Linked DNA regions of Homo sapiens: region 1 is linked to region 2. Evidence: read pairs that join two places in POLR2A ChIA-PET (ENCODE). Cell type or tissue: endothelial cell of umbilical vein. All regions are shown on one strand. Each heading gives the region's core, and the rest is flanking DNA. Links, peaks and the distances in the headings are about the cores only. Region 1 holds the start of LOC124905994 (a long non-coding RNA gene). Region 2 overlaps MAP4K3 (mitogen-activated protein kinase kinase kinase kinase 3).

Evidence for each region. ChIA-PET counts read pairs that join two places held together with the same protein. Peaks named below come from ENCODE experiments on the same cell type or tissue, not always from the same donor. Only the 100,000 strongest peaks of a DNase experiment are listed, where the experiment ranks them.
Region 1: POLR2A ChIA-PET joins it to region 2 with 10 read pairs; 2 of 35 experiments call an interaction of 5 or more read pairs at or near these places.

What each region holds. Positions count from the first base shown.
Region 1 is chr2:39,723,756-39,739,361 of GRCh38, reverse strand. It overlaps THUMPD2 (THUMP domain 2 tRNA and snRNA guanosine methyltransferase), which reads left to right. Exons shown (of 10, transcript NM_025264.5): 10 at 2,303-3,301. The coding sequence ends at 2,627. It overlaps LOC124905994 (a long non-coding RNA gene), which reads right to left and starts at 2,367. Exons shown (of 3, transcript XR_007086294.1): 1 at 2,284-2,367. It also overlaps a transcript of TMEM178A not described here. In endothelial cell of umbilical vein, for the core only: CTCF peaks have their summits at 8,456 (motif pointing right) and 10,316; a DNase peak (open chromatin) is centred at 8,441.
Region 2 is chr2:39,261,639-39,277,244 of GRCh38, reverse strand. It overlaps MAP4K3 (mitogen-activated protein kinase kinase kinase kinase 3), which reads left to right. Exons shown (of 34, transcript NM_003618.4): 25 at 4,703-4,763; 26 at 4,845-4,962; 27 at 9,998-10,056; 28 at 11,939-12,042. Among named protein-coding and RNA genes, the nearest start is that of CDKL4, 25 kb to the right of the region's middle. In endothelial cell of umbilical vein, for the core only: no CTCF peak of the experiment used is centred there; no DNase peak of the experiment used is centred there.

The DNA of each region.
Region 1 (15,606 bases), core at 3,700-11,699, 460 kb before region 2:
GAACAGCAATTCCAAATGTCCTAAGGTGAGAAGCAGCTTGGTGAGTTTGAGCAGCTGAAGGAAGGTCAGTAAGCAAAGAAAGCAGGCAGTGACATCAAAAAGGTAGGTAAGGGTCAGATTGTGTAGGAGCCTTGGATGCCAGAGTAAGGGGGTTAGAATGTATTTGAAGTACAGTGCAAGCAACTGAGGAGTTAGCAAAGAATTTACATTTGTCTTCTGTGTGGAAACGGAAGACAGAGTGGGAGGGGCGACAAGAATGGAAACAAGACCTGTCTACCAGATTGTTGCTGTGGTCCAGGCAAACTATGAATGAAGTAGACAAATATGTGATACAATTTAGAGACAGAATTGTCTAGCTTTGCTGATGGATTAGACTAGGGAAAGCTACCTAAGCTTCTTAGATTTTTGCTGGGCATGAGGCAGATTCCCCTTAACTCTTGGTCCTTTAGCTGCCACTGTTTCTTTTCCTGTACAGCTGAACTTCTTGAAATAATGGCCTACACTTGACACCTCTGCTTCCTCAGTTTCCAGCCCCACTCTACCCTGGCAGACGAGCATCTGCTCCTGCCTTCAGCTAGGATTGCTGTCCCTGGGTTCACTGATTTCTCATAATCCTGATCACCTGTTAGTCCTATAGCATTTGTTATTTTACATATATATATAATTTATATATGTATATATGTGTATATATACATATAATTTATATGTATATAAATTATGTATTTATATGTAAATATATAATATATATTATATATATATTTTTACATATGTATGTGTGTAAAAAATAATTTTATTTTAAAGACAGGGTCTCTCTCTGTTGCCCAGACTAGAGTGCAGTGGTGCAATCTCAGCTCACTGCAACCTCTGCCCCCTGGGCTCAAGCAGTCCTCCCATCCCAGCCTCCCAAGTACCTGGGATTACAGGCACACGCCACCACACCTGGCTGATTTTTGTATTTTTTTGGTAGAGACATGTTTTGCCATGTTGCCCAGGCTGGTCTCAAACTCCTGTGCTCAAGCGATCCTCCCACCTGAGCCTCCCAAAATGTTGGGATTACAGGTGTGAGCCACCATGCCGGCCCTATAGCATTTGACACTGTTGAAACTGTTTCTTTCTTGAAACTGTACTTCTTTGGCTTCCTTGACATAACTGTTGTCCAGATTTTCTCTGAGGATGTCTACTTCATGGGTCTTCTCCTCCGTCACTTTTTAAATGTGAAATCTCTGCTCCCTGTCCCATTTTCTCTTCTCAACCTGTACTGCCACCCCAGGTGATCCCATCCACCATTATGGCTTTAGCTACCATTTACTGTATCTTTACCTCAAGGCCTGGTCTTTTCCATTACTCCAGGCTGTGTATCCAGCTCTCTGGTGGAATCCGCACTTATGTGTTCCTTAGGTACATCAGCACGTTCCAAGCTGAACTCCTTACTCCCCTCCTCCCTCCACTTCCCACCCGCTGTGACTCACCCACCCACTGAGCTGCTTTCAGAGCTGCCTCCTCTCCACTTCCTCCCGTCTTTGCTGCTTTTTCTGCTTCCAGCACCCTCCCTTGCTGCAGCCGCTTGCCGTCGCTTTGCCTGGCTCATTCCCACTTGTCTTTTAACTCATAGCACAGGTATCTTCCTCTGGGAAATTCTCTCCTCTGTCCCATGCTCGGGTTTGGGACCCACCTCATGTTCCCAAGCCCCTCATGCTTGCCTTGATTATAGCATTTTCACACCCTTTACTCGCCTCTCTCTCCCAAAGAGATGTTCAGTGATCTCTTGGCAACTTACAGGGCTATGTCACGGGACACAGGCAAGTGTTTTCATGACTTTTTCCACATAAGTGCTACATAGACTTTGATAATTGAGTAAATGCATTCTCCTCAAGAAGCTGACATTTCAAGATCTGCCCTTCTTTTTCTGATTTTTCCTTCGCCATTTCTTTGTTCGTGTCCTAACTCTTTCCTGTTAACTTTCTTCTGCTGTCAGGCTACTGCTTTTAATACATGCAGTCTTTAGGATTCTGTCATTTGCCTTTTCCTTTATACAATCATTTATTAGACCGTGACTACAAATTACTTTGAGGCTTGCCTTTTGAGTAAAAATAGATAATTAAAGCAGATTTGTACTAGGGATTTCATAATTACTATAATGAATATACATTATAGAAGATACTACCTAATTATCAAAAATCCTTATATTTAAATGGATAAAATTAAATTTCAAATTAAAAACATGAACCATTTTAAATGAAGTGGGATTGTTTGTTGTCTAGAAAGGAGAAAGATAGCAATTACCATTTTTTTTTTGTCACAGAGTGCTTCATGTTGGCGGAACCATTGTATTGTTGCTTAGTGAAGATCACCACAGGCGCCTTACAGATTGTAAAGAGAGCAACATCCCTTTCAATTCCAAGGACAGTCACACAGATGAACCTGGAATTAAAAAGTGCTTGAATCCTGAAGAAAAAACTGGTGCATTCAAGACAGCGTCAACTTCATTCGAAGCCAGTAACCACAAATTCTTAGACAGAATGTCACCATTTGGCTCCTTGGTACCAGTGGAATGCTACAAAGTTAGCCTTGGAAAGACAGATGCGTTCATATGTAAATATAAGAAGTCGCACTCTTCTGGACTGTAGCAGGCTTGCTGCCATCAGCCGGGTTCAGGCCCTTGTAAGTTAGCTGTACAGCAGAAGTTTGCTGTCTCTAGGATTCATATAGCACCCACAGAGCTCCAAGTAACCAAATTCCCCCAAAGACAGGAGGTGTGGCTGATGGGTACACATGCTTGGTAAGAGTTTCTGCTTTATATTCTAAAGTACTTAATGTTTTTGAGAAAAAAGTTATCGAATATTTTTTAGACTTAAGTTTTATCTTCTGTCAGAATGTGAAAAGTTCTGCCCAGTTTCTGAGCAAAAACTTCAATTTCAAAATAAAGGTTTTCAGGGGTTCACTTAAGTGTATCACAATCAACACCAGACGGGATATTTTAACTATCAGATTTTCGGAAATGTAAAAACCTTTATGTGTAACTTCTTTTGATATTAAACTTGATTTTTGAGCCTGTAATTTTCTTCTCCATTGGAATGAAAATAATTTGTATTTGCAATACATTTTATATGTTTATTATGTAAACCAACAGTGAGAATAATAACTGAATTAAGCCAGTATCCTTCAAAACATGATGGAAAATGAAATTTGCTTTTTTTCTAAAAGCATTCATACACTGTCACCTCGCCCTTATTTATATAGAAAGTCAGTTTGTTGCTTATGTTCACTACCTGAGAAAAAGAAACAGTAAGTTTGAGGAGAATATATGCTCTGGTTTAATGTTTTTCAATAGTGTGATACAATTGTTCAACTTATTGGCAGCTTTAGTGGTATTTGAACAACTTTGCTATGTTTGGGTAATTTTCCACCCTGTGAATCAGCTCCCCAAAGCAGAAGTCATAAAATCTGTTTTCCAGCCAGGGTGTGGAAACCTGGGCCCCTGGTATCAGGTCCACCCATGTGCAAGCTATGGCATTTGTGCCCAGTGGCAACACAAAGCGATCTTCACCAGAACATTCCTCTCCTGAGGTTTCAGCACTGCTCTTGGCTACGTAGCCACCGCTAAGCTTCTCTCTCTGGCCTTCCTAGGAAATTCTAAGAGCCACCTACTAATCTTGAATACATTTCATTTTTGCTAAAACTAAGTAAATGTGGTTGTGTTGTTAACAGCTGGGACTCTGATAATGGAGACTGATACTCTGAGGGGTTTCAAGCAAGAGGCCCCCAGTAATGTGAATTCGTTACTCGGTATCTGGCCTACTTGGGTTAAAGGCAGTGAGAATACAGCTAGTGTTATAGAAAGTGTATGGCATGTGATGGTGAAGCAGTTCATAATGCCTGTGCTTACCTGATGCTCTGGGAAACACCAAAAACCTGAGGAATACGAGCCCTATGAGGCGGGCTATCTGCTTTTGGTAGAACTTGACAACTCAAAGAAAAAGCAAGATTTCTGTAGTCCTTATTCCTTGGGTTAAAGCAGGGGTCTCAGCCAGCGGCAATTTTTGGTCCTCAGAAGACATATGGCAATGTCTGCAGACATTTTTGATTACCACAACTTGAAGGAGGAGAGAGATACTCCTGGCATATAGTGGATACTGCGGATAAAGGATGAGAGATTAGGTTAACAAGGTAATGGGTGGCAGGTAGAGGTGGTATATTAGATGAGATGGGGCCTTGAAGACTATTTTAAGGGCTTTAGCTTTTACTCAAAACCACTGAAAGAGTTTTGAATAGGTGATGTCACCTAACATATGTTTTAGGATACTGTAGCTGCTATATTGCAAATTGATTGTAGGAAGAGAAGGGTGAAAGTAAAGAGATCAGCTGGGAGTTTTTTGCAATGATTCAGGCAAAAGAAAATGGTAGCTTGCCCCAGGGTGGTAACAGTCGTGTTGGTAGGAGGCACATGGATTCTGGATGTATTTCGAAAGTAGAACCAGAAGGATGTACTGATGTGTTAGATGTGAGGTATGATAAATGGAGAGGAGACAGGAATGACTGAAGACTTTTAGCCAAGAACTTGGAACAGTAGAGTTTTCATCAACTAAGAGAGGAAAGGCTGCAGAGGCTGCAGGTTTGGTGAGAAATATCAGAAATTCTGTTTTGGACTTGCTAGTCTAGACACTCTAATTTAGACTAGTCTAGACAGTCTAAACTAGCAGATCTTGTTTAGACTTGCTTGCTAGACAGTTTTAGACTTGCTAATTTTGAAATATGCATTAAACAAAGTGGAGATGTTGATTAGGCAATTGAATATGTGAGTCTGCACTTTAAGAAAAAGGTCTGCTCTGGAGATACATTATGGGAATTTTCAGTATTTAGGTGGCATGAAACTGGATGGGATCACCAAAGGATTGGGAATAGGAGAATAAGACCAGGGCTGAGCCCTGAATTCCTCCCATACTGAGAGGTTGGCAGGAGAAGAGGAAACTCCAAAGAAAACTGAGATGGAACAACCAGTGAAATAGAAAGAAAACCTAGTGTGGTTGCCTGGAAGACATGAATAAAGGGTATAGAGGAGGAGTATTTAACCCTATAAATGCTGCTAACTGACCAAGTAAGATAACTGGAAATTGACCATTGGCTTTAGCAGTGAGGGAGTCATTCATGACCTTGACCATGGGGCTTTTGGTGGAATGGAAGGGGAGCAAAACCAGACTGCAGTGAGCTTAAGAAAAAATAGGAAAAGAGCTGGAGATAGTGAGCATAGACAGTTCTTACAACTAGTTTTGCAGAACAGGTGAGCAAAGAAATAGGAGTAGTAGATTGGTAAAGAGTGTGAAAGCAAGAGAAAGATTTGTTGGGAGAAGTAGCAGCTTTTTTTTTATGTTAAAGAGAATTCCAGGAAAGACGAAAAGATGATGAAATAGGAAAAAAGGGCTAAGTGCTAGAGCGACGTCCTTGAATAAGGGGATAAAATGCAGTCCACAATTGGAGGAATTAGCTTTAGACAGGAGCATGATAATTTGTTCACGATTACGGGTAGGAAGACAGCATACAGACATTTCAGCTATAGTATGATAAATATGCTCCTAAAAATTTTTTCATTCTCAAATTTATGCACTAAAAATAACAATTTATGAAAAAGAAACATAAATTCTGGTTGGGGAAAACCATTGCAAACATCCAATTTTGCAACCTGAACACTAACAGAAACACCAATCTTAGTGAAAATATTGGCACAGTTAAGACATTATATTCCTAATAAATATGTAAGTAAATAAGGACTTCACCTTTCCAAGAAAAGGGCAATGTCACCTTGATAGACTAGGCATAAAGAAGGGTAAGGAGATGCTGAGTTACACAACAGGCACTGTCTGCCTGGCCAAGGCAGAACCTGCGGCCAAGATGAACCAGAAAAAGCCTGTGATGATGGACGTCATATAAAGAGCCTTATTCCGCACCTTGTTCGTTCAACTCATTCCATTGGCATCCTTCACGTTCAGCTGCTCCTGTCTGGTGACACAAAGCATTAATATGCTAAAAAGAAAAAATCATGTATGAACCAACCCAATTTCCACATGAGAGTGACGTCATCTCCTTACTTAGCAATATTCGATTTAATGCCTATTACAGAAATACGTGTTGTAAGAGAACAGATTATAAGTGGGAGCAGATGCTGGAAGGTGGGCGGATGTGGTGGTGGTAGACTGTGGAAATTCTCTTTCAACTACTTCAACTTTCTCAGTGACAAACCATCCGGTAACTTACCCAGTGTCTGAGTCTATAGCTGGAATAGCTACCCTCAGCAATTGCAGAATACCCATAATGGCTTTCTGATCCATGGAGTAAGGGTATAGATTTTTGGAAGGGCTGATGTCACACTCCTTAGGTTCCCCTTCTTACCGAAATAAACAAAGGCAATACCATATATTTGTAGGAGCTGCAGATGTTAGTGCCAACACTAAGAAAGGCACGGATGTTGATGGAACTCTGTGGCATCTGAAGGCAGCCTACATGAGCTTTGGATTTGCTGCTCTGACTCATTTACTGTTAATTGAGGCCTGGGCTAAGAGATGGCTCTCTACTTGCACCAGCCCTACTGTAAGCAGCTCCCTAATGCCCTTAGAGACCCAGGAGATCTGATGGTGCTCAGAGCAACTGGGGCAGACCTGGAGGGTGTGTGAAGCCTGCAGCAAATCCCAGTAGAGGAAGCACAGCTGCAGCATCTTAGCTTTTGGAGCAAAGCCAAGCTCTCCTATGCAAGTTAATTATTCTCCTTTTGGAAATAACTCTTGACTTGCTATTGGGGCTTGCTTCTGAGGGCTTGACCATGGGACACTAGGTGACCATATGACCTAAGCTGCCCATCTTGAAGTAATGACACGCCAAGCCAAAAGTCGCATGGACCCAACCCAGCAGCACATCCTCATCAGATGGGAGCGGTATATATCAGCATTGAGTTCCACATGGCTGACGGCACTCATGAGCTGCAGGGGCAGTCAGTGCTTTTTCCTCTCAGTGTGCTTCCTGCCACACTCACCCCTCCCTCATAGCCATGGTCTCATGAGGAGTCTCCAGTGAGCAGTTCACCAAGGAGAAAAGAAGTCAAATATGGCTTACAGATGACTCTGCAAGTTTTGCTGGCACCTGTGGGAATTTAATTGCAGCCCCACTCAGGGTGAAAGACAGGAAAGAAAGTGGGGAAGTTCTCCTCCCAGGGAGCAGAACTTGGAGTAGTCCACATTATACACTTTTCCTGGAAGGAGAGATGGCCTGAGAGGCAGATCCTCAACATGTCATCCTCATGAGTATCAGTTTAGATGGATGGTCAGGAACATGAAATAAGGTCTCGGGAAGAGGAATGTGGATGGACATGTTATACTAGACCCCAATATAGGTGAATATTTTTGTCCTATTGGAATGGTCTCAAGAGGCCATACTGTGTAGGAGGTTCTAAATATGTAGTTGGAAGATTGCCTGCCCAGTGCCCTACCCTTTCCCCAGCCATCCTGGTGCTTGCTCAGTGGCCCCATAGACAATGGTTGCAGAGACAGACAGAAACAATGCACTGGCCCAACAAGGACTTCTCGCCAAGATGTGGCCACTGCCACTGCTGACTAATTTCCAGCAGCAGTGACCAACCCTGAGAGACTTAATATAACACTACTGCTGTAGCTTGAGTTTGTCCTCCTGGAAGCTCACATTGAAATTTGATTCCCAACGTGATGGTTTGGGGAAGTTGGACCTAGTAGGGGTATTTGGGTCATGTCGGTAGATATCCCTCATGAATGAATCAATGCCCTCTTGAGGGAGCTAGTTCATTCTCACTCTCCCAGGACTAAATTAGTTACCAGTGATTGGCTGTTGTAAAAGAAGTTCTGCTTCCTAGACATTCTCTTGCTCTCTTTGTACCTACCCACTCACTTTTCTGCTTCTCTGCCATATTTTGAGCCAGCCCATGGCCCTCACCAGAAACTGACCAGATGTGGCACTATGCTTTTGAACTTCTCAGCCCGCAGAATCATGGGCTCAATAAACAACTTTTCTTTATCAACTACCCAGTCTCAAGTATTCTATTATAGCAACACTAAATGGACTAAAACAACTACAAACAGGAGGGGAATTATATTGAAGACCCTCCCCCTTGTGAAGAGGGCAATAATTTGTCCTCACTGGAATAACTATTTACTCTGTATTTGGATTCTTTATGCCAACAACACCTTCCATGAACTTAACAAATTGCCTTATTCACTATCATTCATTTCCATGTAACAGTGCTTCTCACTAAAGAGCTTATTTTACAGGGATGACAGTGAGACAAGAGACTGAGGCTCATGGGATTTCTTGTCTCACCATAAGGCCTTACGGCATGATGGAATGGCTTACTGAACACCCAGTTATTGTGCCAGCAGGAAGATAACTCCTTGAGAAGATGAGATGTCTCCATACAGGATACTCTGTGTGCTATGAACCAACAGCCAATAGATGGTGCTATTTCTCCCATAGTCAGAATAAAGAGCCCAAGAGCTGAAAGTGAGAGTGGTACCTGTTACTATATCACTCCTAATTACGCTATTAAAATGTTTGCATCTTATCACTAGAGTGTCTGGGCTCCCTGGCTTAGAGGTCTCAATGCCTCTTGTTCCAGATGGAAACCTTCAGTGCTGTCTGCTATTGCATAAAAAGTCAAGACATATTCCATACCATCCATTGGTCTCTCCATCTCATGGAAAGATCAGTTACGTTAGAACGAACGACCACACCACCACCACCAATACTGCCACCAGCCTGTGGGTCTCCTTTCTTACAGGGCAACCATGAGAAAGGAGCTTTCACTAGGGGAATGCATAAGCTTCTTGGTGCCAGACAGTCTGGATTTGGTCTGTCAGCTCTTTACAGGAATTGTCTAGAAAGCCAGCTGCCCTGCACGTGGGAAACTTGACGGACCTAGTGATCTTGGGGACACATGATATGTTACAGTCTCCCTGCCAGGGAGAGGCAAGGGGAAAACCACCAGTTGTATGGGAATCTGAGCTTGAATGTAGTCAGCCCCTTTTTCTGAGAAAAGAGGTGCCCCCAAATTCCCAGCTGCTCATTGTCCATTTAATCCACTCTGAGCACCCAGGGTCATTCGTGGAAACCCTCCTCCTTTCAAAATCATTCCCAAGAGAGGATTTCTTCTGTCAGCAAACACAACAAGAAACCATTGAATTAAGAGGTAAGACTGCCACCCAATTATTTTGGGTCCTTGATTCCACTGGACAGAAACACATAAACAGGTTGAATTATGTGGGCTGGAGTGTTTGTTCCTAGTAATCAGAGAGAGGTATGTCTAGAACCCAGTGTTAACCTAGGTTCTTACCAAGACCCGAGATGAGACGAAGGTTTTTTTGGAGATAATTTATTTTGGGAGCTGGGGACTGGAAGGAGTAAAAGAGAAATAGGGAAAAAGGTAATCCAAGGATGCACTGTTGAGCTGATCACCACTGTGAGAAGCTGGGATCTGATCCTGTAGGGCCCCTCTGAAGACCTGTATAGGATGCAACCCAGAATTGTCTGCTTAAGGAGCAAAAGAGGAGAATATCCACCAGCTCCTGTCTCCCATTGGTCAAGAGTAGGATGACTTTCAACTCCCTCCCAATTTAAGACTTCCATCGCATAGTTTAAACCCTAACTTACAGAATATCAGATGGAACTAGAGGAGGAATGGAAGCCACCCAGAAATCATGTTCTTGACATGGATGTGTTACCCTTGTCAGAAGGGGAGAGGATGAGCAGGTTTTTCTGTCAAGTATAATTGCATATTTTACATGCGAATATTGGTTGGTTGGAGGAAGTTTAAATATCAAATTAAGAACAGATATTGATGTTGGGCATCCAAAGGGTACATCAAAGTGGTGAATTATCGTATTTTCCAATGTTTGAGTCCCACCTCTCCAAGGCAGAAACCAGAACACCAGCTTTTCCGACCTATATTATAGGTAGAATGGGGGCCAGACACTGACATATGATAATTGGATTCAGATGTGAGCTATGCGGAGGAACCAGGCACCATGGAATCCACTTTCTGGGGGAGAGGCAGCAGAAGCATCTGGCCTCAGGGGCTAGCTGGGGTAGAGGACAGCATTCAGCGTTCAATATCCATGGTGCAAGCTATGGTGTGGATCCCCGGCAGGGGTGGCAGTGAATCTTTGAAACTACCATCTTGTTGTATGGTTTGGATGGTGTTCCTGGTTGTGTAGTCCCCTAGATTAATTTTCTGGCCCTATTGAGCATTCTAATTTTTTTTTAATGAATTCCTTTTCTGCCGAACAACCTAGAGTTATTCTGTTGATTGCAGCTGGGGGCGCTGTGCCACACACCAAGGTTACTGAAGCACTCTCCTGCCCTGCAGGCTCTGCACATCTCATTCTCAGTGGAGTCCCTCCAAATGTTTTGCATTTTTTCTGTTACCATATTTTCTAGTTGTCTATTTTATCAGTATTTGGCACCCCTCTCCAAAATCATTTTTAATGTTTTGGCCTCCCAAAGATTTTGAATAATACAGTCTTTGTCATCATCTGCCTAAGCCTTACATACATCTTTAGGAGAAAAGAAAAAACGTGTAGGGGTGGACTCTGTGACCAAAATGCAACAAACGATGGGTTAAAAAAAAAAAATTCATTTCTTGACTTGAAGTGAGTGACAGTGATGTAGATCGTAAGAGGTAGCAGTACTAATGATCTCGGTGTACTTTGCAGAATTAAATCATGATTTTAGTCTCTGCTAAAATATCTTTAATATTAAATGCATACAACTATAAAGTTTTTGAAAATTTATGAAAATTTGAGGATGTCAAATAAATGGAGTACTATTTTATAGCATTTTTTCCTCCTCCAGAATAGGGTACAGAGTGTGGCCCAGAAAAGAACAATTAATATTTTTTGAACTAAATTGAACTAGCTCCTGGTAGGAGAGAATAAATAAATGCCTGTAGATCTGAGAACAGTGAATCAAAGGGACACTCGGAAACCATTCAAGAAGCAGACAGCTGTCCAGGGAGACACCGACTTCCTGTGTAACCTAGAAAGCTAAGTCTCAGAGAAATGCAAATCAAAACCACAATGAGATACCATCTCACGCCAGTTAGAATGGCAATCATTAAAAAGTCAGGAAACAGATTCTGGAGAGGATGTGGAGAAATAGGAATGCTTTTACACTGTTGGTGGGAGTGTAAATTGGTTCATCCACTGTGGAAGTCAGTGTGGCGATTCCTGGAGGATCTAGAACTAGAATTACCATTTGACCCAGCAATCCCATTACTGGGTACATACCCAAAGGATTATAAATCATGCTACTATAAAGACACATGCACACATATGTTTATTGTGGCATTATTCACAATAGCAAAGACTTGGAACCAACCCAAATGTCCATCAATGATAGACTGGATTAAGAAAATGTGGCACATATACACCATGGAATACTATGCTGCCATAAAAAAGGATGAGTTCATGTCCTTTGCAGGGACATGGATGAAGCTGGAAACCATCATTCTCAGCAAACTGTCACAGGGACAGAAAACCAAACACCTCATGTTCTCAGAGATGAGAAATGAACAGTTAGATCACTTGGACACAGGGTGGGGAACATCACACACCGGGGCCTGTCGAGGGGTGGGGGGCTGGGGGAGGGATAGCATTAGGAGAATTACCTAATGCAAATGATGAGTTGATGGGTGCAGCAAACCAACATGGCACATGTATACCTACGTAACGAACCTGCACATTGTGCACATGTACCCTAGAACTTAAAGTATAATTAAAAAATAAAAAAGCTAAGTCTCAGGGATTCAAAATAAACTGAGGTTTGAGAAGAAATGCTCACTTAGATATTAAGTAAATGTGTCGGTTCAGAGAGCTATGCAAGAAAGCCCTTGGACTAAAATTAGGTGAGATGCAAAGTCTTAGAGAAATCTTGCTAATTAAGAAATCCAGGTGAGTTTTTTTAGTGCATGTTCATATTTTGCCATAGTGTTAGTAGCCTTTTCAAATCTTGTTATTTATTCATTTGTTCATTTGCTTCTTTATTTACTTAGCTACCAGGCAGTTAGTGAGTACTTGCTCCATGTCAGGTTCTGGGAATGCTCCTTGGTAAACTGGCCCTGCCTGAATGGCTGCTGTGACAGCTATCTGAAAGGGATGTGAGCAGGAGCAAGAGGATACCAGCCAGAAGTCCGGGCTTCTGAGATAGAGGAATATCCTTGACCTTTGGAAATGGAGGGATGAAACCACTCTCTGGAACACCTCGGCAGAGAGAAAAATGAGCTGAGTCGAGGAAAACATTTGAGAGAAAAATTATGGATTGTTGGAAATTTAAAGAAACAACTCAAAACGTGCATGAAGAGCTCAGCTTTTTATCTTAAATTCCATGAATTATGTTCAAGAGAGTCAGGAGATTTGAAGTGTAATTTTGCCATCTGAATGCCACAATCATTTAATATTGTCAGTTTTCATTAAGTTTCTTCAGTGAGAAACTGCCTGCTCGAGATGAAACAAATGACAGCAATTACTCCAGGGCCCTTCCTTACCCACCCCCAACCCTTACACATTATTTCTACCATTTTTTGGTCACCCTGCTAGCTGCCTTTTTGTGACTCTTGCCCTTGGTATCCTACACTTTGTGAGATTGACTTCACCTTGGAAGAATGGGCACATTAACCATATATTTTGCCAGATAGACCTAAACGCCCAGTACTGGCCTCTGGGTATTAACATGGAAACCAAGGACAATTCATTCACTGGGCCAAAGGTATTTTGCCTGTTTTTCTGTAAGCCAGATTTTATCACTCTTATGTTTGAAATCCTCCAATGACTTTCCATCTTACTCAGAATGAAACCCGAAGTCTTGGGTTTTATTGGAAAGGTGTTCAAAGGGTGCTGGATAGCCTGGTTTCCCTCTTACTTCATCTCAACACTCTCACTTTCATTCTACCTTTTGCTGACCCTGCCACATGCAAAGCTTGTTCCCATCCCAGGCCTCTGCACCTGCTATCTACCCTTCCTGGACATTCCTCAGGACACCTGCATTGCTCAGGCTCTCTGTGCAAATGTTTTCTTATCAGAGAGGCCAACGCCAGCTTCCCTAAACTGGCCATCCCCTCACCTTTAGCACTCTATTCTCCTAGCCACCTCATTTTTCGTTCATAGCACATATCACCACCACCTACTGCACAAGCCCTGTTTTATTACTGTCTGTCTCTCTGAGACAGACACAAAGGAAAAAAGAACAAATTATCTTTCCCTGAAGGAAGATTTTTTACTTTTTTCCTTTGTCACCTTACAATGGCAGCTTTTTGAAGGCAGCAGCTTTGATTTATTCACTATGTATTCCCTGCACTTAAATCAGTCTCTGGCACATACTAGGTGCTCTATAGAGATGTGACAAATCAAAGAACACATGAATGAGCAAGTGAACACAACTGGTCATTCATTTGACCACATGTGTCTTTGTTCCACAGTATTGAGATGTCCCTATTTTTGCCGAGGCCCTAGAACCATTTTGCCACGGTGGACCTGCTCCTAAAGTGACACAAAGAGTTTGAGTCTACAATCGTATGTTAGGCCTGAGAACAATAAAAGAAAAGTAACCTTGAGAAATAGAGGCTGTGAGGCAGCAAGTCGGCTTCACAGACCAGGGATCACCATCTTAGTGATGCGTCATTCATTTATTCCCTCATTCCTTCAACACACATTTACTGGCATTTCCTCCACACCCACTGACATCCCAAACAAGTTACTTTTCATGGTCATCTGCCAACCAAGTGAACACAGCCATAAAAGTCCAGAATGCTGAACCAAGTTTCCCCCGCATTGACCAAATCCATGCATTCCATTGTCAAAAGGAAACAAGAACAAATTGTCTTTCCCTGAAGGAAGATTTTTTTCTTCCTTTGTGATATTGGAATGTATGGAATCGTGCAACACAGAACCAGCTCCTCAATCGTTACTAGGTAAAAGCTTGACATTTTCTGACACCTTTCTTGATTATGTAGGCGTATCGCAGACCCACAGGCTAATTGCTTTAAAGAATAATGAAATTGTACTGAATTTCCTCTTAACTCATTGTATTCTTACTCATCTGGCTCCTCAAAGGAACTGGTTTTGTAGGGGTGTTTGGGATAGGGTTCTGAGGGCCACTCACCCGTCCCACCCCGCATGGCTCTACATGGCTGTCCCTCTAGCTCACCCTCGGTCTTTCCTCATCTTCATTTCACTTCTCTTGAAAACCATTCCCCTACTCCTGTGAACACTCTTTAAACTGTTACTTTATTTGGAGAATTCTTTGTTTAAGAACTGGTTCATCCCTTGAGTCAATACTGTATTAATCACATGCGTCATCTCCCCCAGATTACCTTTCACAGTTGGTTTAATTTCAATTCCCAAGTCCAGTTTATTTGAGAAACATGTTGGCATGATAGCGATTTACCATCGTCACCACAGAGTCCTGTAAAGTAGAGGCTGCTCGACATGTTTGCAGGAATATAGATACTTGGACATGCTGACCTCAAAATCTACCTCGCTTTTTTGCTGGGGAGGTGAACCTTCTGCCAGAGACTGGCTGAGAGATCTTGGGTTAATGCTCTGAGTCTCTGTTCCTCTGCTGTCAAAGAGAGATGACCATTATAGTTTCCATATGCCTCCGAGGCTGTCTTGAGGTTTGTTTTGGTTTGGTTATGGGGTGTTTTCTAAGTCACTGCACAGCGACCAGTCTCTCAAAGGGAAAATACGAAATGAAGTACTGTACTTTCCTTGAGATATAATAAAAAAATTTGGAAGGTTTCCTTGTTTTGACTCCACATCAGATGGTTTTATTTTATTGTTAGTGTAACTTAATATGTTATGTTTTTTAAATTAGTTCACATTCAACTTGGATAAAGGAAATAAAAGTTTGTAGAGGTGTTCAAAGTGATTTTCAGGCTTCTTAAATGTGTGGTTATTACCAGCATTCTTGCAGGGCCACACATCAAGACAGTCAGGGAGAAAGGACGGAAATTCATGAGTCTTTGAGTTGCTATCCTACCTCTAACCGTAAGGCTAGATAGCCTCTTTTTTTTTTTTGAAATAATTACTTTCATCTAATAATTTAAAAAATGCCGTCAGGGATGCTGTCACAGGACAAAGTAAGGAGGACATACCCACTTAAATAGAGATCTTTGAGCAGCCCTAGTAACACGGGAATTTCTCATAATGTTCTGTGGGGGAAGTGCCAAGAAGGTAATTAAAATTGCTGTCATACCTTTAGGCTACTGCAAGCTACAGGGTCTCTTGAAGGTCAGTCACGTAAGGAGAGATTCTGTGCTTACAAAAATAGGTCTGGCATTCTTTACAGAATTACAAAGTGCAGTGTGTGCTCTGGCTTAGAAATATAGAAGCTTGCTTAAAAACTATAGAGCAGTAACTTCCAAAGGGACCCTTGGAAAATGCAGGGGAATGTGAACCTATCTAGATGTATAACATGTTGACAGTAGGCTCAGATAGGGTTAGAAATGCACTATGGAAATGCTGCTGGGTCTTGGGTAGTTGACGTGGATGCTGTGCAGGAAGGTGGAAGGATTTTGGAGTGAGCAAGCTGGAAACCAAATCT
Region 2 (15,606 bases), core at 4,271-12,270:
TGACTGGAGTACAGAATGGTAACAATAGATGGAGCTGGGTAGGCAGGCAGAAGCCAAACACCAGAGCTTGGTGTACTATGCTGATGGAACAGACCTGTGTTTTAGAAATATCTGTTTGCAGTACGGTGAGAGATGAGACTAGAAACCATGGTCAAATGGTAAAAGAGTGTTAATTCAGGGCAAAGGTAGAGAACAGAGGGGAAAAGATATTTTTCAAAAACAGTTTTATCGAGATATAATTCACATATCATACAGTTCACCCACTTAAAGGGTACAATTCAGTGGCTTTTAGTACGTTCACAGCGTTGTGCAGCCATTACACCATCAGTTTTAGGACATTTTTATCATCTCCAAAAGAACCTCCGTAATCATTAGTGGTCATTCCCCATTTCTCTCCTCCTCTCCCCCAGTATGGGGATGTTTTTGAGTGTCACAATGAGTGGGGGGAGCTTTTATCATTTAGTACCCACGAGTCAGGAACATAAAACAACCTACAAACTGATAATAATGGTGATGCTATTAATAGCTAATACTTACATAAAGCTTACTATGTGTCCACGCAGTGTTTTTAAATGCTTGACATATATTATTTAGTCTTCATGAAATCTCTCACAGGTAGACACCATTGATAATCTCACTTCACGGATGAGAAAACTAAAGCACCGAAAGGATTAGTAACTTGCCAAAGACTCCATAGCTATTCAGTGGCTGGACTGCGATATGAACCTAGGCAAGCTAGCTCCAGATTCCATGTGCTTAACTACTTCACCATATTCTCTCTACCGATTGTATAGTTCCTGTAGAGAAATGCTGGACCTAGAGAAAGATCAGAGATCTAGAATTGACCGAATTGAATGACCGTTTCAACATGGAGGTTGAAGAGAGGTCTAGGTTAACTTTAGGTTTTCCACTTGAGTGACTGGGTGCCTGACAGTAACAGAAAGATGGAGTATAGTATACTGAAGGATGTGTTGATTTGAAGAGAATGGTAATGCTTTCAATTTGGTCATACTGAGTTTGGGGTGCCTTCGGGATGTGTGACTAATTCTTTTATCAATATAAATCGATTACAAGGCCGGCCGTGGTGGCTCATGCCTGTAATCCCAGCACTTTGGGAGGCCGAGGTGGGTGGTCACCTGAGGTCAGGAGTTCGACACCAGCCTAACAAATAAGGTGAAACCCCGTCCCTATTAAAAATACAAAAATTAGCCAAGCATGGTCATGTGCAGCTGTAGTCCCAGCTACTCAGGAGGCTGAGACAGGAGAATCACTTAAACCCGGGAGGCGGAGGTTGCAGTGAGCCGAGATCACGCCACTGCACTCCAGCCTGGGCAACGGAGTGAGACTCCATCTCAAAACAAAATAAAAATAAAAATAAATTGATTACAAATAAAATGGAAAGAAAAATATATAAGTAATGATTTATTCATGACTAAACAGTTTCATCTTCATTTTTTAAATCAAATTTTCTAGCAAGATCCTAAACTGTATGATATACTGTAAATCTTTTAATCTGGAAATGGTGTACAGTGAAATGGCTGAAAAGTGCCTAAGAACAGGGAAAGGGAGGAAAAGGATCTTGTAATTATAATAATTAGTAAATAATTCAAAGGTGGTCATATTTTTATTGGGTATAATGAGATATCCAAAAATAATATTGGTAACAATATTAATTGTAAGGAATAAGGCCAGCTTTATGCATAGGTGGAGTAAGCATTTATCAACCTAATTTGAAGAACTCTTTTGTTGTTGTTGTTATTTTTGAGACAGGGTTTCATTCTGTCACCCAGGCTGGAGGGCAGTGGCGTGAACACAGCTCACTGCAGCCTTGACCTCCTGGGCTCAAGTGACCCACCTCAGCGTTCTCAGTAGCTGGGACTACAGCCACATGCCACAATGCCCAGCTAATTTTTTGATATTTTGTAGAGACTGGGATTTCACTTTGTTGCCCAGGCTGGTCTCAAACTTCTGGGCTCCAGCAGTCCTTCTGCCTTACCCACCCAGTGCTGGGATTACAGGTGTGAGTCACCAGGCCTGGCCAGGACTCTTGAGAGAAGGCACCCATCAACCACACCTAGCCCCAGTCTGCAATAACTTCCCTTCTTAGTTGCTTTAGCATTTGAATTACATTACTAGAGTAATTTTTTTTGAAACATTGCCCTTCAAAGGAAACATTTTTCCCTCCTAGAGGGAGCCTATAAGAGTAAAGAATTAGTATATGTGGAGCCTGAATTTTTCATCTTACTGTGAAATTGATGATTAGGTTGATTTTCTCTAGACTTTATAGGAAACAGGGTGGCGTGAGCCTACTAAATAGGGGAAGATTCTGAAAAGTGAGAAGATGACACTAATCAGGGTCCTGATTTAAAGTTTTTTATCTGCTTTTATTATTTATAGCTAACATTTATTCAGTACTCAGCACTCTTCTAAGTGCTTTACAAGGAGTATCTTGTTTAATTACTATTCAGCTCTATGAGATACAGGTATTCTGTTTTACAGATAAGAACACTGAGACAGAGATTCAGTAAATTACCCAAGATCACACAATCATTGATAAAACAGATATATGAGTCTAGGCAGAATATAGAAGCTACCCTTCTTAACTGTTATATTCTTATTTATTAAACTGATCATTTCACCTAGAACCTAACTCACTAAAGGAAGAAAGCATTGAAAATCTAGTAAAGCTTTAGATTTGTAAAAGTTGTTAAAAATGAAAATTCAGGGTCAGGCGCGATGGCTCATGCCTGTAATCCCTGCACTTTGGGAGGCCGAGGTGAGTGGATCATGAGGTCAGGAGATCGAGACCATCCTGGCTAACACGGTGAAACCCCGTCTCTACTAAAAATACAAAAAAAAAATTAGCCGGGCGTGGTGGCGGGCGCCTGTAGTCCCAGCTACTCGGGAGGCTGAGGCAGGAGAAGGGCGTGAACCTGGGAGGCGGAGCTTGCAGTGAGCGGAGATCGCGCCACTGCACTCCAGCCTGGGCAACACAGCGAGACTCCATCTCAAAAAAAAAAAAAGAGAGAGAAAGAAAATTCAAAATGAAATCCAGTACTTTTTAAATAAAACTATACATAAATACCTTTTCATTGTCCCTATGTTGAAAATATGAAAGGAATTTGTGTCTTGTCTTGCTACTTTATATATGTTTATATTAAATAAGCAAACCTACTTACATTTGGAAGTATATAATTTTATAGTAAACCATCGATGTAGTATCAGATACTTTTTTAGTGGATATGTGTATGAAAACCCAGTTCAACACTGAATTAAATAAAAATCTGTATCTTGCTACTTTGATAACACGTACTGATATGTGGTCTGGAATAAGTCATTGCCCCTTCTCTACCTGATTTTTTCAGTATAGCCAATGAAGTCCCAATTTTGTTGTGAATTTTTTGTGAAAAGCAGAAAGTAGGAAATGGATGTTGATAACTTCTCTATTTGAGGCACAGGTATAGGCACATTTTACAAATTAAAAAACTGTATTGGCAATGCCACATTTTAGTTGTTTGGAGAAATTGGTTATTTTATGTAAGTACATTTTCCCAGTAAATGAAATAAAATTTTTATTAAAATGTTACTTTGTTTCTCCTCCCTTTTATTATTACCTTTTCTCTTTTAGTTATTCAGTCCCATTATTATGGCTGTGTTTCCATAAAGTAATGTCCTTAGAGGCCTTGATGTGTTTCATCATTCACCCCTGGGTCCTCTCTATTCCATTCTCTCATCTCAATTAGTTTTGGAGTAACTTAGTTGTAGGAATTGCCAGAGCAAACCCAGCAACAAAGGTTGTTAAATCAGGATGTCTAATTATGTACATCAGTGGCTCTCAAACTTCAGTCTGCCTCAGAATTACTTGGAGGCCTAGTTAAACCATAGATTCCTGGGTCCTCCTTCAGAACTTCTTGCTTCAGTAGATCTGGGGTGAGGTCCAAGAATTTACATTTCTACCATGTGCCCAGGTGTTGTTGAAGCTGCTGGTCCAAGGACCATTTAAAAACCACTGATACGCATAACGAAATGTCTTAATGAGAGTATTTTTTTTTAAATATATAGATTGTGTTCCATGAAATTCCTTTTTCTTTGCTCTAAGTTGTGACCACTTTCAGGCTTCCAGAGATGCCTCTCAGTTCTTATGGTACTAAATTTTAGTAATAAATTTCATATATATATATATCTGCTTTGTGATTTATGAGTTTTCATCATCTTCTATCTCAGCCTTTTTTTTCCCTCCATACCTAGTGTTTCTGTATCCTGTGTTCCACTACACCATGATGCTTTTTCCTGTATCATACACCCTAGAATGCATATTGTGCCTAGATACGTCTATTTTGGGAGGAGTAGAGAGGAGAATCTTATTCAACCCCAGAACCAAAATAAAGGAATAGATGTTGTTTGAAAATGTTGTTATTCCCTGCATAGTTTGGGGTTACATAGCCCTTAATCATAAGGGAGACTTGAGCTGATCATATCGTGTTTAGGCTAAAATTTAGCCTAATTTATTTTTTCTCTCACATAAATATGTATGTATATATATCATCTTGGTTTGAATCCTTGATAAAGTTAATTTATGTTAAAAATAATTTACTTTTAAAGAACTGACCTGTAGATAAGACAGCTTACGTGATTACTGTGTACAGATTTACATTGCCATTATGTATTATTCTTTGTAAACTTTGTGCCTTTTTTTAATCAGCTATTCCCTCGAAGGTGTACATGGTTGTATGTAATGAACAATTGCTTGCTATCAATATCTGGTAAGTATATTAGTTTTTAAATACCTTACAATTGTTACTATTTATTATTAGCTTTTATGTCATATCTGTTTTTCTTTATAGGTAAAGCTTCTCAGCTTTATTCCCATAATTTACCAGGGCTTTTTGATTATGCAAGACAAATGCAAAAGTTACCTGTTGCTATTCCAGCACACAAACTCCCTGACAGAATACTGCCAAGGTAAGGGTACATCCTTAGAGGCAATATGATATTAACAGTTCATTCTCATAAATATTTATGTTACAGAAAGTGAAAGAGCACTCAGTTTGGGTTAATAAAAATCATGATGAAAAAATAATAAGTAATATACATTAACAAGTGCTTAGTGATCACACTCTTGTTCTAAAATTTTTCTACTTTGTACTTTCAAATTATATCAGACATTTTCTCTCTGAATTTTTTATTCTTTTTCTGCAAGTTTAAAACTAGTTTTTTTCTTGTACTTTGCCATAATTTTACATTGCATTTAGTGCCTTTGCTTTTGACATATGTGTTAACTTTATAAAATTTTTCTCAAAGTTTCTATACCTAGAAAATCAAAATGATTTATTGAAAAGTGTTTTTGCAACCTGGCATGGTGGCTCACGCCTGTAATCCCAATACTTTGAGAGGCTGAGGCAGGAAAATGGCTTGAGGCTAGGAGTTCAAGACCAGCCTGAGCAACATAGCAAGACCTCATCTCTACAAAAAATATTTTTTAAAAAGTAGCCAGGCATGGTGGCTCGAGCCTGTGGTTCCAGCTACTCAGGAGGCTGAAGTGGGAGGATCAGTGGAGCCCTGGAGGTTGAGACTGCAGTGAGCTATGATCATGCCACTACACTCCAGCCTGGCTAACAAGGCAAGACCGTGTCTCAGTGTTTTGCATTAGAAGATAATTAGTTTGAAGTTGAGTGGTTTTGCCTTTCTAGTTTCAGTAATTTGTTATTATGCTCTGTTCTTTCGTTATTTAATATAATATTGGACCTCTTTATTGACTGAAAGATTTTCTAGCTCTGGTATAAATTGTATTTTACAAAAACTTTATAATATGCCTATTCTTTTTTATAATATTTGTTGTAAAGCAACTAACATAAAACCTTAATTTTCGAGTACCTTGAGAATCTGCTGTTCTCAATAGAGACCTTTTTAGCTTATTTGCTTTTAGCTGTGTTCGTTTCTTCCAGATTTTACTGAATACACCAAATGTGTATGAAATGTCCCATGTATAAATGAGACAAAATTGAATAAGATATAGTCTCTTCCTTTAAGGAGTTTCCATATGGTATGATTTTACCTACGCTGAATATAGGTACTTATTGTACCATATTATAATTCATTTTTAATAAAGCATAAGCTTTGGAATTCAAGTAAAGTTGAATTTAAATCCTGGATCATTGACTTACTAGATATGGGACCTTGGATAAATTATACAACCTTTCCCCATGTGTTCAGCTCTAAGGGTATTTCACCTCCAGGTTATTATTTCAGGAATTTTATTATAGTCAATCTTTAGTTTTTTTAATAGTAACAGCCACAAATATGTCCTTCCCACTTTCTTCAGTTTCATTATCTAGTAATTACTGTAAAATCTTTTAATTCTCTCACTTATTGGCAGGAAACCTAAAAACCCTTTTAGCATCATAATATTTTATATATGTGCATTCATACCATTTCTTCTGCCATACAGTGAGCACAACTTAAACCTCTACTGAGTGTCTTATTCTTAATCTGATGATAAAGAGCCTCATGGTTCTCATTCTGAAGATAGGTACTCATTGTACCATATTGTAATCCATTTTTAGTAAAGCATAAGCTTTGGAATTCAAGTACAGTTGTATCATTTACTTACTAGGTATGGGACCTTGGGTAAATTATACAGCCTCTCCACGTATATTCAGCTGTAACTGGAACCTATATACTCATCTGGCAGAGTTGTTTTGAAAATGATAAATCGTGTATGTAAAGTACCTACCACAGCACCTAGTAAGCTCTCAAGAAATAGACCTTTTGTCATCATTATTGGGCATGATAAATTGAACTCTGCCTTGTAGTGTACTCTAAAATATCCTATGTTAAATACATTCAGACAGTTAATTTAGAATTCCAGTTAATTGGGTGCTGGTAAAATAAGTTGTATTGTGTTTCATAAAATCATGACTAAAATTAAGGCAAGTCTATAGATCACTATAGAACATTAACTAAATTTTTGAAACATTTCAGTGTACTGCCCACAACTCTTATTTTGAAAAGTTTTTGAAATCCTTAATTCACAGCCATACTTAATAGTTGATTTCTGTTTGTGTAGTAGTCATCCCTATGGTCTTTCAGAACTTGGCAGTTAATCCTCCTGGGTTTTGACTAGTTCAGTGTTTTAACCCCTAAGTTAGCTTTGGGAGCTAGGACACAAGTTCACAAGTGTGGACAGGAACATTAAACTTTCTGCCAGCCGAAATCTGTCAGGAGCTTGGTTCAGATTTTTTTTAACTCTAAAAAGCGCTTTGGTTCAAAGCAGATTCGTTAAGAGTGTGGGGAGTTTTTGTTTTGTTTTATTTTAAGCTGCATTAAACTCCAATGTATATGAAAGGGGCATTTTTATAATTGTAAGTTATAATGTAAAACTTTTCCTAATGTAAAGTTAGTCAAGGGTACAATGAGGTGTTTTAACCAGAAAATCGTAATCAGAATATTCTAGATTGCCATTGTAGTCGTTCAGTGTTTCAACATCTGAATAAATTCTGTGTCATTGTTTAGCTGTCACAGTGTGAAAAACGTTTTGATTCACAAAGACAAGTACTTAAAAAGAGGTAACAGTTTTTGACAGCTTACCTTGCACACTCTGAATAATGTTCATTTAAATTGATACAGCCTGTAGTTCCAGCTACCTGGGAGGCTGAGGCAGGAGAATTGCCTGAACCCAAGAGGCAGAGGTTGCGGTGACCCAAGATTGAGCCACTGCACTCCATCCTGGGCAACAGAGTGAGACCCTGTCTCCAAAAAAAAAAAAAAAAAAAAAGACCTGAGCAAAAATCTAAGCTTCAGATTTCTATGCTGTAACCTACCTCTTTATTGGAGGGACTGAATGACACAGATGTCTAAAATGCATGGCACATAGTAAGGACTCAGTAAATGAAGCTAAAATTATAGCTTTTCATAAATAGGTCAATATATAAAATGTATTAAGGGTTAAAATTACAGTACTACGATATTATATTTTTTAATATTATATTTATGCTTATCATTCAGTTGCCAATTGTGTGGTTACAAGAACATCCATCAGGAAAATTGTTCTGAGCTTGTTTGGAATTGCACTGAACATCACACATGTGCTGTACAATTTTATATAAAATTGTACAACTCTAAAAAAAAAAAAAGACTTGTACAGAGCACTGGCATCTATCTAATCTTTGGCAAATTTACACATTTAAGTTTAAGTGGCTCATGCCTGTAATCCCAGCACTTAAGGAGGCTGCACTTTTGGCAGATTACTTGAGCCTCAGGAATTTGAGACCAGCCTGGGCAACATGGTGAAATCTGTCTCTTTCTTCTAAAAATTATTTTTTTAAAAAAAAGAGTTTAGATGTTTGTAGAAGTCAGGCACGGTGGATCAATTGAGGTCAGGAGTTCGAGACCAACCTGGCCAACATGTCGAAACCCCGTCTCTACTAAAAGTACAAAAATTAGTTGGGTGTGGTGGCTGATGCCTGTAATCACAGCTATTTGAGAAGCTGAGGCAGGAGAATCACTTGAACCTGGGAGGCAGAGGTTGCAGTGAACTGAGGTCAAGCCACTGCACTCCAGCCTGGGCGACAGAGCGAGACTCCGTCTCAAAAAAAAAAAAAAAAAAAAAAATAGAAAAAATCTTTAGCCGGGCACAGTGGCTCACACCTGTAATCCCAGCACTTTGGGAGTCCGAGGCGGACGGATCACCTGAGCTCAGGAGTCCGAGACCAGCTTGGGCAAAGTGGCACAACCCCGTCTCTACTAAAAATACAAAAATTAGCTGAGCATGATGGCAGGCACCTGTAGTCCCAGCTATTTGGCATTCTGAGACAGGAGGATTGCTTGAACCTGGGAGGCGGAGGTTGCAGTGAGCCAAGATCACACCCTTGCACTCCAGCCTGGGCGACAGAGCGAGACCTTGTCCAAAAAATAAAATAAAATTTAATAATAAAAAGTATGTACAGAAATGGGTTTAATTTGAGGTTTTTACAATTTGATGCACCAACAACCTTTATTATATTACATTTTAAAAGACATTTGAGTGTATGTGTAGTTTTTAAATTGTAGTTTTTAAAAAAATTCAGAATTGATTTTTATCTATTAAATTCGAGTCAGATGTTTGCAAAACACCTATAGCACCTTTGCAGAACATCTGTATCCCACTTTTCCTGAGTAGAGAAACAAAGATTTCTAAAAAAGAAATTCTTCACAAATTTTTATAATAAGACAGCTTTTTACAGTACATGTAAATGTATTACATGTACTAAAAATAGCTCTCTCCAGTTTTTGGCTTTTCATTTTCTCAATGATATCTTTTGGTAAACCAAAGTTACTAATTCAGTAATTGACTGCCACCTGTAGTTTGAGGTGCTAAGGTTGAATCAGTGGGGGCAAAAAAGCCAATTAAAATGTAACAGCATTTTCCTGTATGATTTGTTGTTTTTGTATTTCTTAAATCCCAAGGTCATATATTTCTATAGACTTCTATAGTTTGTTTTCATATTTAAACCCTTAACCCATTTGGAACTGATTGGGGGCCATGAGAAGGGGATCCAATTTATTTAATTTTTTTTTTTTTTTTTTTGGAGACCGAGTTTTGCTCTTCTGTTGTTGCCCAGGCTGGAGTGCAATGGTGTGCTCTCGGCTCACCACATCCTCCACCTCCTGGGTTCAAGCGATTCTCCTGCCTCAGCCTCCTGAGTAGCTGGGATTACAGGCATACACCACCATGCCTGGCTAATTTTTTTGTATTTTTAGTAGAGACGGGGTTTTATTATGTTGGCCAGGCTGGTCTCGAAGTCTTGACCTTGTGATCCGCCCACCTCGGCCTCCCAAAGTGCTGGGATTACAGGCAACGTGCCATGGCACCCGGCCTTTTTATTCTAATTTTAATAGATGAGCTAGTATGTCAGCACCAGTTTTGAACTCATCCTTTGTGCACTGATCTATAACAGTAGCTTTTTCATATACTAAGTTTGCCTACATATATTACGTACTCACTTTTATTTACATTTAGGAAATTTTCTGTATCAGCAAAAATCCCTGAAACCAAATGGTGCCAGAAGTGTTGTGTTGGTAAGTAAACTGTCCAATAGCATATAGCTCTCTGAGACTCCTCCTAAAATCTGGCATAAAACAGTACTACCCCAGGGCATTCTGCCAGCAATACTTTATTTTTCCTGCTTAAGTAGAACAAATTTCTTGGCTGTTTCATCTCTGTGTAGACTAAGCCTAATACATAGTACCTTGCAAATAATTTATTTGCAAATAAATGTTTATTAGCAAATAAATTATTTGCTAAACAAATAATTTATTGCCTAGGTAAATGGAGAAAGTTGTATGACTTTTTTTTTTTTACCACATTTTATCACACCCTGTTTTCCAAGGGTCCTGTTACGTACCATTCACCATTCTGCTTAGCAATGGCTTGTGAGATGGCATTTATTCCTTCAGCATGTATTTTTATGTTCACCTTCCTCTCACCTAAATTCCTCCCCCACCCCAATAACAATTAGTTGTTCTATTTGCATGTAGCCAGAGCAAAAAATGATTTCTTTCCCTTAAGTTACTATTATTATAAAAGGGACGATAAACACATGAGTCATTATACCACAAGTATAGTGTGGAAAGGACTCTAAACATAGGCTCACTGAAGAAGGTGGCATTTGGGCCAGGCCTCAAAATAAGGCAGATTCAGATTTGAACTGAATAGATGGAGAGTCATTTCAAACAGAAGAAATGACATAACATGTGGAGGCAAAAAAAAAATCATAAAGGTTACATAATAAATGCTGACTATTCGCTTAGCTGGATACAGATGATAGAAAGGAGAGTGGCAGATGAGTGTGAGCCATTGGCCTTGTGTGAGCATGTACTTATTACTGTGCAACAAGTAAGGAAGGAAGTCTTGTGCTAGAGCAGTAGCAGTGCAAATAGCAGGGAAGGAGTATCTGGGTGTGAAGGGAAAAGATGTCAGAGATGACTGAGGCCTCAAACCCAAAAGACTGGCAGAAGGGCAAGTGTTAACAGGAAGCGAGAACAGCTGGTTTAGAGCAAAAGAGGATGACAAGGTTGGGTTTAGACATGGTGGTTGAGTCTCTGTTAGAACTGCAGCAAATTTACTTGACTCTACCTGAGGACAAAGGGGCAGGTTTTTAGGAAAAGTTAATTATAGGAAAGAATTTCCTATATAGACTTCTCTGTTTTCTTTGGCGGGACAGTTTTGCTGTTCTCCTCCTCTGCCATTTAAATATTTCAAATCTATTTGAAGTGTGTGAACTTTACTGCTGTTCCCCTTTTCACAGTTCAGTTTTTTTATCTTTATTCCAAATATATTTACTTCACATATATTTACTTTACTTCTTCTGGTTTATAACCAGAAGAAAATTTCAAAATCTGAGGTAATTCAATTTTATTATTTGTAAACCAGTATTTTAAGGTTCGATTAATATCTGTGATGTTTTCTAGTGACCATAAGAATTGAATCAAAAGGGGGAAGATAGACAAGTGTTTTATTTTCAGAAACAAAACATTATTGCCTCTGAACATTACCACCAAAAGCACCTTGTGAACCACCCGAATGTGTTGTATCTTAGGAGTCTGACAACTTCTTCCCAAATTTACTTTGACCCTTTTATCAGAATGTTGCCACCTCAGGTAATTTTCCTACCATCATAAGACGAAAAGTCCTTCCTCTTACCCCACAGCCTCATTATAACCAGCAGTTTCATTTGTGCATACAAATAAAAATCCTGCAAGTTAAGAGGGCATTTCCTGCTATTACCTGAAACAGTATTTTTTTCACCCAGCCCTCTAATTAAGAAACTGAACTGGCAACCAGCTTTTGATTTTGTTTTATGTTTAGTTTGTTTAGTTTTGTTTGTTTTTTTGAGCATGCAATTATTGTCATAATGACTTTGTTTTATAAGAGAACTCATTTATATTTTTGCTTTGACAGTAAGAAATCCTTACACGGGCCATAAATACCTATGTGGAGCACTTCAGACTAGCATTGTTCTATTAGAATGGGTTGAACCAATGCAGAAATTTATGTTAATTAAGGTAAGCATAAAAGTCAGACTATCTTATTCTTACTATAAAAGCTTGTCAACCTTACTGTTCTTTAAAGAAACATTTTTTTCAGTTAATTTTCAAGTTAATTTAGTGATTTTAGATAATGTGGCAGGGTTGTAAAAATCTGCCCAGTTGTAAGCAACTTAATTGGCCTAGTAAAAGTTTTATAAGAGACTAGAGAAATAATGCAAGGGTATGGCGGTGGGGAGCTGGAAATAGTGTCTCACATACAGAGCCTGATGGCAGAAACAGGAAGTACTAAAAGATCAGTGAAATATTTTGAATACACTCTCTGGTTGACCTCCATCACAGCTGAAAACAACATACAGGTTGCAGTTTGGCCTAGGAGAACTAGGGGTAACCATAATGACAGGGAAACAAGTTGTTTTTAGTTATATACCCACCCATTAATTTACCTAGGCCTTTCCACAGATTTTTTTTATAGAATCATTTAATTAATGAATAATTTTTAAAATATTTACTGTTACTCATCTGTAACTTACATTTAAGGAAAAACTAACTTTTAAAATGTGTGAAGTACAGGCTCAGTTAATTACATCAAGGAAATACCAAATGAATTTTAAAAGTCATTTTCCATGCTATTATATATGGACTGAGTGGTCTTATTTCATGTGCATTTGATCTCAGTAGAAATTAGAGTCGGAATATAGCTGGAGTGGGGTTCTTCCTAAATTTTATAGTATTAAGATGTTTAAAGTATTGACTCCCTGTTGTTTAAAATCCTGTAAGTGACTAAGAAATCTAGTTTTCGTTTTCATATCAGTTTTACCCTCGAGATTCACTAGGGCTAAACAGATGAAAATATAGTTTCAAGAATTTGAAACCTATTGAAGTATTAATTTCACAGGTAAATGCACTGAAACAAAAATTATTTAAACTGAAAGCTCAGGGGAAAATAGCCTTATAAGTTGTCTAAAGCAGAACTACTGAATACAGCCCATTTATGGCAAACATTGTTTTGTTCTCAGCTCCTCTTTATTCTTGTTTATTTGACAAAAGAATGCTCTATCCAAGATGGAATGGTAAAGTCTACACAGTTTGATTTTTCATCAACCTCTTCCTTTCCTATCTTTTTCCTTTCTTTCTTCAGGCTATTTTAAATATGTCCCTCCTATTATTTTCATTCCTAACCTCTATCAAAATGAAAATGTTTCATCATATCAGTTATTCTTGTATACTGATATACTGATTAACCTGGTATGAATGAATTTTATGTGTTATCTAATATGGTAAACCATTTATGCTAATATATAATGAAAGATGCTTTTCTCTGTTAGAGGAATTGTCCATGTCAAGAGCATGCAGGAGGGAATATATACTTTGAAGACATAGGACGCTTAAAAATTACCCATCCATGGCTTCTCTTTTCCGGGTAGATGGTACCAGGGTGCTTGGCCTGGCTCTAATGAGGCCTCTTACCAGCATTCTGAGATAGTGAACCTGTAGTACAATACTACTTGCAGGTCTCCCTCAAGATTTTAATCACTCTTCTCCCTTTTCTTAAACTCTCTGAGCTATAATGTTTGCCTGCCTTCCTTAATCTTAACCTAGCTTTCCTTTCCGTGTCTCTCTGCGTCAAGACTTCTATATGGGCCGGGCGCGGTGGCTCACGCTTGTAATCCCAGCACTTTGGGAGGCCGAGGCGGGCGGATCACGAGGTCAGGAGATCGAGACCATCCTGGCTAACACGGTGAAACCCCGTCTCTACTAAAAATACAAAAAAAAAAAAAATAGCCGGGCGTGATGGTGGGCGCCTGTAGTCCCAGCTACTCGGGAGGCTGAGGCAGGAGAATGGCCTGAACCCGGGAGGCGGAGCTTGCAGTGAGCCGAGATTGCGCCACTGCACTCCCGCCTGGGCCACAGAGCGAGACTCCGTCTCAAAAAAAAAAAAAAAAAACTTCTATATGTATATTTTGTCTCCATATTTAACATTATTTCTATCAGTATTTATGATGTTTCTATACTATAACCCTTAATCAGATGTATTCAAAAACATTGTTACGCTTTCTATATTCTTGTTTCCTCCTAATGACATTTCTGACAGTTTTTGCATCATTAGACTGCTTTTATTTTTTTTTGAGATGGAGTCTGGTTCTGTTGGCCAGGCTGGAGTGCAGTGGCATGATCTCAGCTCACTGCACCCTCAGCCTCCCAGGATCAAGCAGTTCTCTGCCTCAGCCTCCCGAGTAGCTGGGATTACAGACACCCAGCTAATTTTTGTATTTTTAGTAGAGATGGGGTTTCACCATCTTGGCTAGGCTGGTCTCGAACTCCTGACCTCAGGTGATCCACCCGCGTCATACTCCCAAAGTGCTGGGATTACAGGTTTGAGCCACCGCACCCAGCCTGGACTGCATTTTCATTATAAATAAAAGTTAAAAATTAAAGATCTCTCCAGCAAACATGATGTACCTATTGCAGGCAAGGCACCGTGTTATTTACTAGAGAGACAAAAATACATTAGATACAATTGCTGCCCTCGAGGACAATAGCAACTGGATTTAAAACTATTAGACATGAATCCCCTTCTGTTAATGACTTATACAAATTGCTTAGTTATTATTGGAAGCAATGTAGAAGTAATCAAAATCTGTTGTGTTTTTTTTTAAAGCGTTGTTTCTGTGTTTAAACTGTAAAAGTTTAAAGATGCGTCTTTAATCAGAAGCATTGGTTTTTTTTCTGCTTCGTTGCTCTTTATTTCAAAGAGAATTATTTAAGTTGCTGTACCTTATTAAAAATGACAGATTTTATCAAAAGCATGTGCCCCAAGGTAATGGGAAAGCTCCTAGAGAAGAGGTTTGGAGAATATTGATGAAGTGTCTGTGCCCGTGGAATGGAGGCACTTTAGCAGCCACAGGGAAAGAAGGACTGTAGGAACAGCAGGTGAACACAGAGCTTCACATTCCAGCCATGAGTACCATTTTGTGTCTTCCAACACTTTAAAACTACCTGTTAGGATATCCCCCGTTGCACCTTTTACTTTTCTTTAGAATTTATGAGTTGCCAGATTAAAAAGAAAACAAATCAAATCCAGTAGCTTCATAAAATGCTAGCAATAACCATTTGGAAAATACAGTGAAAACACAGCCAGTTTATAAAAGCAACAAAAATATAAAATATATAAGAATGAACTAAATAAAATATGCATGAGAGTGGTATTTTTTTTAATTTGTGAAGAAAAATTTTAGAATTCCCTTTGTCATCCTCCCTTTTAGTCAGCTCCCTGCTTCTTTTTTACAAAGGAAACCTAGAAAGTTCTTCCTTTTTTCTCTTTTTTTACTATCTAAGCTCATATCCCTAAACATTAGAACTAATTTTATTTAATTTTTCAACAGTATTTAAGTGGAATTATAAAGTATATGTTCATTTGTGTCTGGCTTTTTGTGCAACATTATATTTGTATAGTTGCTGGACATAGCTATAGTTTATTCATTTTTCAGTTGTCTATATATAATTTTTTATTTTGTGAATGTGCCGTAATTTTATCTGTTTTGCATTTGTCTCTTGTATATGTGTACTCATGTTCTTTAG